2 separate regions of the Homo sapiens genome follow, and region 1 is linked to region 2. The links are chromatin contacts, found by Hi-C or POLR2A ChIA-PET in ENCODE. All regions are on one chromosome and are shown on one strand. Each heading gives the region's core, a stretch centred on a gene start or an enhancer-like site at or near the end of the contact. The rest is flanking DNA. Distances are from core to core; before and after follow the strand shown.

What was found. A loop is a pair of places that touch in the nucleus more often than their neighbours do. ChIA-PET counts read pairs that join two places held with the same protein, here RNA polymerase II (POLR2A). Pooled maps may share reads with other maps.
Region 1: a map of heart right ventricle shows a loop between it and region 2 (7-fold over the local background). The contact joins two enhancer-like sites. A Hi-C loop is called at or near these places in 2 of 168 maps with a recorded cell type or tissue (astrocyte of the cerebellum and heart right ventricle) and 1 of 50 pooled maps. POLR2A ChIA-PET finds 5 or more read pairs at or near these places in 1 of 52 experiments (activated CD4-positive, alpha-beta T cell).

Annotation. Positions count from the first base shown.
Region 1 is chr6:14,881,303-14,886,536 of GRCh38, forward strand. The region is part of intron 2 of LOC105374945 (a long non-coding RNA gene); the gene reads right to left. Among named protein-coding and RNA genes, the nearest start is that of JARID2-DT, 360 kb to the right of the region's middle. RefSeq lists an enhancer at 1,919-2,630. Within about 2 kb of position 1,541, at least 6 of the 41 ENCODE cell types and tissues checked have a DNase peak (open chromatin) inside an H3K27ac peak, as active enhancers do; they include heart right ventricle, where a contact is called at or near this core.
Region 2 is chr6:14,803,165-14,808,074 of GRCh38, forward strand. No RefSeq gene overlaps it. Among named protein-coding and RNA genes, the nearest start is that of JARID2-DT, 440 kb to the right of the region's middle. RefSeq lists an enhancer at 1,220-2,055 and a silencer at 1,574-1,868. Within about 2 kb of position 1,692, at least 10 of the 41 ENCODE cell types and tissues checked have a DNase peak (open chromatin) inside an H3K27ac peak, as active enhancers do; they include heart right ventricle, where a contact is called at or near this core.

The sequences.
Region 1 (5,234 bases), core at 291-2,790, 78 kb after region 2:
CAGACTTCCAGTATCTCCCAGCATCTGGTCTCCAAATCGGTGACACACATACTAAGCAAACGGCTTTGAGGAGCTCACTTTTCCCTCCAAAATGAAAACAATGAGAAAAATCTAAATTGTATTGCATTATGATAAAAATGTTCCCCAGTGTTAATTTAATGCATAGGCAGTGCTTATGGTTCTTCTTGACCTTAGTGAAACTTTTTTTTTTTTAAGGCTACTATTGTAGTAGATCTTTGGCACTGGTCAATGCTATGAGTCAACCCTTTGAGGAAGTTGTGGATCTTGGTTTGTGATTTATCCAGTGCTGCCTAGTTAATATCCTGACTTCTCCCAGCTCCCAGCTCTGCTCGTCCAGCGGTTTCCATCAGTTCAGAAACATGAGGCCCCAGGGCAGGACCGCATTCTCTAGTGAATCCATTTCAGATACTATCATTAAAGCCCATCGTGAATAAAGCTATGGTGGGCCTAAATCCAATCTTTGTTTCTGAAATTTGGTAAGGACCATCTTCTTCATAAGAGTTCTAATGCTTTCAAATTTCATAACTATCCAGATGGAACAAATAAAGACATTGATTCTAAATGGCCATTTCCCCTAGATATTGATGGGCTGGGAATAACAAGAATGATTCATGGAATCACATGAAATCAAATTCCATTTGGAAACTGGGTAAGGTAAAAACCGTATATATAAAAAATATATAAGAGGCCAATCACCAGCAATGTAATTTTAATCATATCCTGGGACCTTGCTCTAATTAGCAAGATCATTTCTGTACAACGCAAACTCAGAACAGACCCTTTCCAAGGATGGTCATTGATTGAAGCAACTCTGGGTACAGGGTGGAAGGGAGCAAAGACCAGAGGAAGGAAAGCCAATTAGAAAACTATGGCCAACAGTTCAGGCAAGGTCATGAGGACCTGAAATAAAATGGTGAGAGCAGGAAGAAAAGGACACCCTTAAGAAGCATTAAGTCTGAGTGTGTCTAATGAACTGACCAGTGGCCGGCAGAAGCCATTTGTTTAAGGAGGTGATGCTTGGCAGAAGGAAGTAAGAGAAAGAGAGGAATGCACTTACTCAATGGGGGTGATGTCTGCAAGAAGGTGCTTATTGTGTTTGTACCAGATGTTGGACCCTGACCTGGCCCCATGGATTTATGTCCAAGTTCTGCTGAAACTTGGCTGAAAGAGGAGCTGTGAGACACAGGAGCCCAGACATGCTGCTTTGTGCCCAGTGATGAAATGTAACCCAAAAGAGAGGCGAGCCATGTTCTCCCCTCTCTTGCCCAGGACCGAGGGTGGCTCAGCTCAGGGATGTGGGTGAGGACCAAGGCATTGAGTGGGCCTGGGGAGCAGGAGCTGTCAGGCTTTTGGCAGAAGCCCAAGGGTCATCCCAGGGAACACAAGCAGCAGAGGAACCCAGCAGTGGACCTGGGGGCCAGGGACAGCATAAAGGCACGAGCCAAAGAAAAGAAGCGAGACCCCAGGGACTCACAGCGATAAATGGCTGAGGTTCTGAGTGATGGGGGAGGGGCCGGAACAATGAAATGTGAGTTCTGACAGTGCATTTGACCTCATCTGTACCCACAAGCTGGCATGCCTGGAAGCATTCGTGTTGCAAATAGACACACACCCGTACTTATCACATTACATTACAATCCACAGTTTACATAACTTTCTTCCTCGATACTCTCTGAGCCTCACAAGCATTAAAGACACAGATCATTCATCCTTGTGTCTCAGAATAGAGCACAGGACAGGTAGTAGGTGCTCAGTCAGTGGTGGCCTGTAAATGGATGAAATACCAAGAGGAATCTCATCACCCAGTCCCCCAATACTAAAACAGTGTTACTACGAAACTCCAACATTAGAAACAAAAATCAACAGCATGCTTCCTGTGGAAACCAGGATTCCCAGAATAACACTATGGCCCAGAAGACCCTGGTCTCTTCAGGTACTGCTGGCAAGTTGCTCTATTTCTCCACTCCTGGCAAAACAGAGATGCCTTTGAACTTAATAAAATAGACTTTCGGCCAAAAATAGCAAGCAAAATCAGAGAAGCCAAAAAATTAAAAATAAAACATTATTTTCCTTTCTGTGTGCAGGGGACGGCAGAAGGGGCAGGGAAGCATGTTAATTAGCTATTCTGGTGACCACGTATTTAAGTAACAGCCACACTTAACATATGCGTCCAACCAGCTTCAATTCCATGATCTGAGAGGTGGTGCTCTCCAGAACCGCTTGGGCCAGGAAAAGGTGACTAGAGATTTGATTAAAATGCAGGCCCATGCCGGGCGCGGTGGCTCATGCCTGTAATACCAGCACTTTGGGAGGCCGAGGCAGGTGGATCACTTGGGGTCAGGAGTTTGACACCAGCCTGGCCAACATGTTGAAACCCTGTCTCTACTAAAAATACAAAAATTAGCAGGGCGTGGTGATGGGCACCTGTAATCCCAGCTACTCGGGAGGCTCAGGCAGGAGAACTGCTTGAACCCGGGGGGCGAAGGTTGCAGTGAGCCAAAATAGTGCCACTGCACTCCAGCCAGGCAACAGAGCAAAACTCCATCTCAAAGAAACTAAAATAAAATAAAACGCGGGTCCTAGAGGAAGAGGAAGGAGCTCCGATGGAAGTGCTGCTACAGAAAAGTCACATGGAAGCCCACAGAGCCACCAATTAGATCTGCTGCCCAAACTCCACAAAAGCAAAGTTTGAAGAGACAGTGAGGAGGAAATAGCCCAAAGAGGCCACTCCTTCCTGCAGAGGTCAACCAGCTGCTCTGAATTAAGAACTCTCAAGTCACTGACACAACGCAATATGACACCTTTCCAGCTGATGGAGTGCAGAGCAATTTTAGTGTGGATGCAGAGGCTTCTCCCTGGTGGGGTTGCCCGGCAGGGGTCACAACCCAGAATAATCCCATTAAGTTCCAGCTGCTGCACCCCATCCCCTGTAATTTACGGTCATGTCAGGGCCTTACCCTTACCAGTGCAACCAAATTTAAACCCACTCTTGGTGATGATTCTGCGATTCTGTGTGAGCGCAGCCTGGGGGTAGGAGGAAGGAGGGAGCAGCGGCTTAAAGAGATGCTTTCATTTATGATCCAAGATCTGAGTTGTCCTTCCCCCTACCCTTTTTCTTCTGCCAGAGACACTGATTTTTTTAACTGCTCTGAAAGAGGTCCACACTTTAGAGCTCCATCGTCTTTGGCTCCTCCCACTATTGATGAGAAAGAACAGAATTGACTCCCAGACCCAGGCAGGCAACTTTTCCAGCATTGCGGCCTCAGCCGGCTACCAGGATCGGAGGGAGCTCTTTGTAGGCTCTGGAGAGAATTGTTTTCAAAGCCAAACATAAGGAATATCAATTATAATGTTTAAAAGAATTTCAAAACAAGTGTTTGGCATTCCAGCTTACTTTTCTAGTCTCCACACTTGAGGAAAAAAAAAAATCTTGTATTTCCAAACACTAAATTATGTGGCTTTTGACTTTGAAAATGGCCTGGTGATATTATTTCTTAGGATCTATGTGGTACAGCAAATGGTGTATCTGCCCATCACAACTACTCTAAAAGATTCAAGAGTCGCTCAATATTAAGCTGAGATGAGACAAAGATAAGACATGAAAATAAATTTCAGGTCTAACTGAGACTGGCTTAATAAGACTGATATGGTACAAAAGCATACGAATTTTTCACTCCCCTACTAAGAACATATTTTCCAACACGAATCCTGCCTTCCAGGACAATCCAGCCCAGTCTGAAATAATGCATGTGTAAAAAGGAATGGAATAGGAAACAGAGACAAGTGAAGGTGGCTATAGAAGTTCAGAATACAGGCCGGGGGCAGTGGTTCATGCCTGTAATCCCAGCACTTTGGGAGGCTGAGGTGGGCGTATCACCTGAGGTCAGGAGTTTGAGACCAGCCTGACCAACATGGTGAAACGCTGTCTCTACTAAAAATACAAAAAAATTTTGTGGTGGTAGATGTCTGTAATCCCAGCTACTTGGGAGGCTGAGGTAAGAAAATCGCTTGAACCCAAGAGGCGGAGGTTGCAGTGAGCCGAGATCGCGCCATTGCACTCCAGCCTGGTTGACAAAAGAGAGACTTCGTCTCAAAAAAAAAAAAAAAAAAAAAAAAAAAAAAAATTCAGAAGACAGAAGTGCTTCTGGATGGAGAGAGGGAGATGGACAGGAAGCTGCTCTATTTGCAAGAACAACTGAGAAGCTTCATGGGAAAGGGAAATGGAGCTGTCTATTTGGACACTTACAACTGATGCCTTTATGAAGCTCCTCAGACAGCCGTACGGGGTCAACACACTTAAAGAGCCAGCAGAGCCCTGGATGAGAAACTTCCCGGCCAGCTCCCTCTGGACCACAGCCATCTTCCTAAGAAGGCGGAGATGAGCTAAAAACTGAGTCAGTCGAAGCTCTATCACTGTCCCATTGCAGGCTGTGACCTGGTGTGGGGGAAAGAATTGTAATCCCCACCCACTCACCCTAACCCAGAGCCTGATGGAGAGGAACAGGATAAAAGTCACACAGGTTCCTCATTCATGAGGCCTTCTGGAGGCAGACAGAATCCCAACTATAGTGGCCAGACCAACAGTGTGGGGTCTGTTGTGGGGAGCTGCGGTGGTGCCTCCATTGCCATCACAGCCATTTTCAAACACTAAGCGACTCCCTGTTGGTCCCCACCCAGAGGGAAAGCCCGGCAGGACTAGAGAGATCCAGCAGGGCTGGGGGAGAGTCAGGGGGCTGCTGCGGTTCCTGTGACTGGGACAGTTTGACACAGTGGGACCAGGATGGCTCGGAGAAACTCACTACCCTACTAAGGGCTGTAAGAGGACATGGCATTCAGGCTGGGCCTCAAGGAGGAGAGTGTGAACATCTGGATGAAAGAGAGGCATGCACCCAAAGGTTTCACACAAAGGCATTCAGTGATGAAAATAAAATATAGAAGAAGAAAAGGTGCATTTCCAGGAATGAAAACCGGATAGAGCACAGACCCACATAAGCATGCACATTGTTTTTTGCCTTCTTTCTTGCAACTTTTCCATATCTTATATCAGCTCAGGGACAGAGCCATGAGCTCCCTCCAAATTTTTCCACATCCCAGCTCTCTGTGGTTCATTCATCGTAATGTTTTTTTAAGTCATGATGTGCTTAAGATATTAGGAATGAATGGAGCTGCACTCACCTGCCCCTGCTGACTGCTTGTTACTGCATCTATCCTGC
Region 2 (4,910 bases), core at 442-2,941:
TTTTCTTTCTTTTTTTTTTGATATAGAGTCTCGCTCTGTCATCCAGGCTGGAGTGCAGTGGCACAATCTTGGCTCACTGCAACCTCCACCTCCCCGGTTCAAGTGATTCTCCTGCCTCAGCCTCCCGAGTAGCTGGAACTACAGGCATGTACCACCATGCCCAGTTAATTTTTTTTTTTTTTTTTGTATTTTCAGTGGAGGCAGGGTTTCACCGTGTTAGCCATCTCCTGCCCTCATGATCTGCCCACCTTGACCTCCCAAAGTGCTGGGATTACAGGCATGAGCCACCGCTCCCGGCCCTAAAACATTTTCTTTTGCAGAGTGAAAGACCAAGTAATCTGGAGTCCACCAGCCCTCCCCTCACTTGTGTACAGCAGTTTGGTCACTGCAGAAACATCCACCCTGGCTGGTGGGTAAATACCCCATAAGACAGAAAAATGACTTCCTCCAAGGGACTCCTGATAATTAGACAAGACAGTGGAGAAATTCCTTCCCTGAGCCCCTGATTTCAAGGCCATGGCTACATCCATGATAAGGTATGTTTCTGCTTTGCTTTCTCCAGAGAATCAGGGAGAAATCCCACTCCATCCCACCACTACAGCCCCCGGCTCGTGAGCAGAGCTCACGAGGTGGTGGTACCTTCTCCATCCCCACGCCTGGGGCACAGGGAAGAGCAAGGAAATTCTCAGAACAATGCAGCATAAGACATGATTTCTCCATGGGTCCCAACCTTCCCTTTCATGGGTCTCCAGTCCTGCCTCCCATTCTGCACTCTGCACCCCCATCTTTGCAGAGCCATCCCTAAGTCACACGCACCGTGGAAGAGAGGAGACAGGGTAACAGCACTGTGCCTGCCACCTGACCACAAGCCCAGGCAAAACTGTGGTTTGACCCACATGGGGCGGGCAGATGGCTCTGTTAATGCCTGTGCTTCCCTCGGACCGCTCCAAGCCCTAAGGCATGAGGGAGGATCTGTCAGCACAGGCAGCTCATCCACCCGGCTCTCACCACCCAGTTTCAGCAGGACTGAAAGACCGCGGTGCACTTTTGCTTCCCTGGACACTCAAAAAGCTCAGTGATGTTTATTTTCCTTTGCTCAGTCTCCTCTTTTCACCACCAGGACAGTGTGAAGTCAAAAATCTGTGCTCAGCACAAGACACAGCAGAGAAAGAGGAAGAAACTGGCACAAAATATTTTCTCCAGCGTGCTGCCTGGGGAGCCTGGCTTTGACTTCGACATGTGCTGGAGGTGTGGTGTCCAAAGTAAACCTTTTGAACTGTTTTTTTGGAACCTCCAAAAAGACCTCGCACATCAAAGGGGATCTGATCCCCCATGAGGTGCATAGCAGGCATCGTTAAGCATTTTGCATGAATCAAACACCTTCTGAAAAAGAAAGGAAGCCCAAACTCATAGCACATGGCCAGCCCGTGTCCCCGACCACAGGCAGCCTCGAGCACATGCTCACCACATGGCTTCGCCTGGTTGGGTGGAATCAAACCCTGCAGAGGCACAGGGGCTTCTCCATCACAGGAGCCGCTCTCTGTGCACTCCCAGGCTGGGATACAATGGGGCTGCTTGTTGGAGCAGCCTCACGACCCCGGCCTAGGCCCGCCTCAGGGGAGCCCAGGCAAACTCTGACTCCAGTCACAAGGGGAGCCCTGCTGGGCCGCCCCACCCCAAACGCCGAGGCAGGATGCAATCTGGGGCTGAATACAGAGTCCAGTGTGAGTCCTTGGCACGGCGCCCAGAAAGCCACGCAGCAGCGATGGGCTTGGTGGAGAATTCCAGGCTCTGAAAGAAAGCAGAGCAGGGAACAGAGCCGGAGCCTTGAGCCTCTTCTGTCATCTTCCCTCCTGGAATTCATTCGGCTTACCACAGGCAGCTGCAGCCATGGGCAGAGCATGAGCTCAAACTTCAGAGGCCATGGTTGCCCAGACAGTCCCAGAAACTGATGACACGTGCTTCTCTTGACCTGCCTGAGGAGGAAGGAGCTTTCAGGCCCTTTCCCAACAGCTATGCTACCTGCACAGTGGCAGCCATCCTTTGAGGGCAGAAGGAAGGGATTTAGAAATCACTTGTGCCCTCTCAATAACCTTCAAAGTGCCCGGGAGACACCAAACCTCAGATTTCACTGGAGGTACATACAGCAGTTTTTAAAACAAGATTCTGGGCCGGGCGCGGTGGCTCACACCTGTAATCCCAGCACTTTAGGAGGCCAAGGTGGATGGATCATGAGGTCAGGAGATTGAGACCATCCTGGCCAACATGGTGAAACCCCATCTCTACTGAAATACAAAAAATTAGCCAGGCATGGTGGCGTGCACCTGTAGTCCCAGCTATTTGGGAGGCTGAGGCAGGGGAACTGCTTGAACCCAGGAGGCGGAGGTTGCAGTGAGCCAAGATCAAGCCACTATACTCCAGCCTGGGCGACAGAGTGAGACTCTAAAATTAAAATTTAACATTAAAATTTAAAAAAAAGGTGCTATCATTCCTGACAATTGCCTCTTTAAAAGTCGTCTTCTCTGGTTAGCAAAGTTCTAGGTTCAGGAAAAGAAAAGTGTTTAAAACCACTAATGCAACCTGATTGGTAAGAGTTTTAATTAGCAGTTCCAAAACTGTGCACATTCTGAGCTTTTAATTAATATGCACAATTTCCGTTGCATTTTACTTCAATAAGAGCTATATAAAACCAGTGAGTGGGTGACATTGACATTCCATTCAAAAAAGAACTAGAAGAAGAAGGGGGCAGGAGAGTTGAATTTGGAGGAACAGAGAAGGCAAATGAGTCTCATAATTCTCTAAATTATGCCTTTATAAATAAACATTGTCACCTACACCTCTCATTGGAAGCCCTTCAGCTCATGCCCAATCAACCCCTGGAATCATTTTAACACACTGACACCCTGAACTGTGGGCCCAGACGCTGGGGATGCCAGCCAGATAATCCTCCCCTCATTCCACAAATACGGACTGAGGATGCTACATGCCAGGTACAGGCAGGTACCAAAGATGCCAAGGTGAGAGAGTTGGTCCCCACCCTCCAAGGAGCTCATAGTTTTATAGATGATCACATAAGGAGAAAAACAAAAGCTCTATGTCTAGACCACAGACACCTCAGGGGCAGAAACACTGTCTCATTTATTCTTGTACTGCCGTCATCTAGCCAGGGTCTAAGCAGAGTAGGCAATTATTAAATGTCTGTTGAATGAATACAGGGTGAAAAATGTGTGCCTCCACACATACAGTGGTGCAGCAAAGCAGGGCAGGATCAACCCTGCTTGGTGGGGTAGACCCAGATGACAGTTTCCTGGCATGCTCAAGCAAGGCCACACCAGTAGTTATCCATGGCATCTGTTCTAACTGCTCAGAACCCAATCAGACAGGTTGTTAAATATTTTTATTATCATCTACCTGGAGAAAGGTGAGATCCCAGAGCTGGATCTTAAAGACAAAATGAGAGCCTCTTAAAGTTGGGAAGGACATTCTGAACACAAGGACCAGTGCAGACAACATCAAGGAGACCTGAGCTTTGCCACACAAGTTGGGGATTGGGAAGAGGGAGGTGGGATCCTGCAGAGCCTCATCTCCTGTGCAGGGTTGCTTAGACTTTATCCTGAAGGCCATGAGGGGTCAGCACAAGGCTTTCATCAGGAAGAGCCTTGAACACTCTGATGGAAAAAGAGACAGGTCTGGGAAAAGAAACAGTTGGAGGCTTTAGAAATGGGCAAGTAAAAAAATGTCAGAGTCAGAGGTAAGACATGGGCAGAAGGGATGCATAAATACAGGGATAATTGGGAGGCAGGCTCTCTTTACACAAGATTCAGGAATGTATTGGAAGCGGAGGATAAGAGAAGAGAGCTTGGGCAATGGGGGAGGCTGGGTTCCACTAACATGATAGGAAGCTAACCTGGGTAATGGGGCAAGGGAAGTGATGAGCACTACATGGCAGGTGTTGCTTTTGCCGGGACAGATGGAGCCCCCCCGGGGTAGGCCCTAGGGTTCTCGAGCTCAGGCAGATCTGTCTGGGATTTGCATGGGGTGTCTTCCACAATCTCATGAAAACACACATCACACACACACACACACACACACACCCCTTCCAGAGATTTCAGAATGTGGCATTCCCCTGATAAGAACACTTCCATGTTTGATGAAAACCTGATGCTAGTTCAGAAGACGCCACGGAAAACAGTGTACAATTAGAAGGCAGTGATGACACCGATGAGTTAGAGTTCTGATAAAGCTGACTCCAGGAAGACAGCCAAATAGGGAGAAACGCTCAAGCTTCATTTTTCATATATGTTCTGAAGAGTTCAGAAAGAAGCCCTGGTGCTCTCAATAACCTCAAGGAACCTTTTCCCCCTTTAAAGAGGAAAAGAAATTTTAAAAGAAACCTCCTTAGAACGTCCATCAAAGCCTTAGCCTGTGCTCGTTGCTCAGTCTAAAACACCCGCAGGCTTCCAAAACAGTGGTGGTCCCACCAGACATCTACCTGTTGAATTCTAAACAAGAAATCCTGAACGATCGATAGATGGATTGCCTTACTAGCTCCTTCCCTTCAGATATTTTTCTTGTGGTCCTGGCTTCCCCAAGAGACAAGAAATTCTTAGTATACCTTCACCTCAATCACTCTACCCTGGATTCAATGAATCCATTTCTATCTGGTGCACCCTGTAATTTCCAGGTGGAGAATAAAGCCCCCCAAAATATTCAAACCTATATGGTTGTAATACAGCCAAAGGGACCTTCATGATCAACTTGATCTTCCACTTGACCTGCCTGTGAATTAAGTCAGTCCTGATAGTCTCATTTTACTACCCGGCTGGGGCATGGAGAGAATAAGTAAGTCGTGTTACCAAAACACCAGGGGTTTGGTCTAGGACCTGCTGCTCGCCGCACAGAAAGCCAGT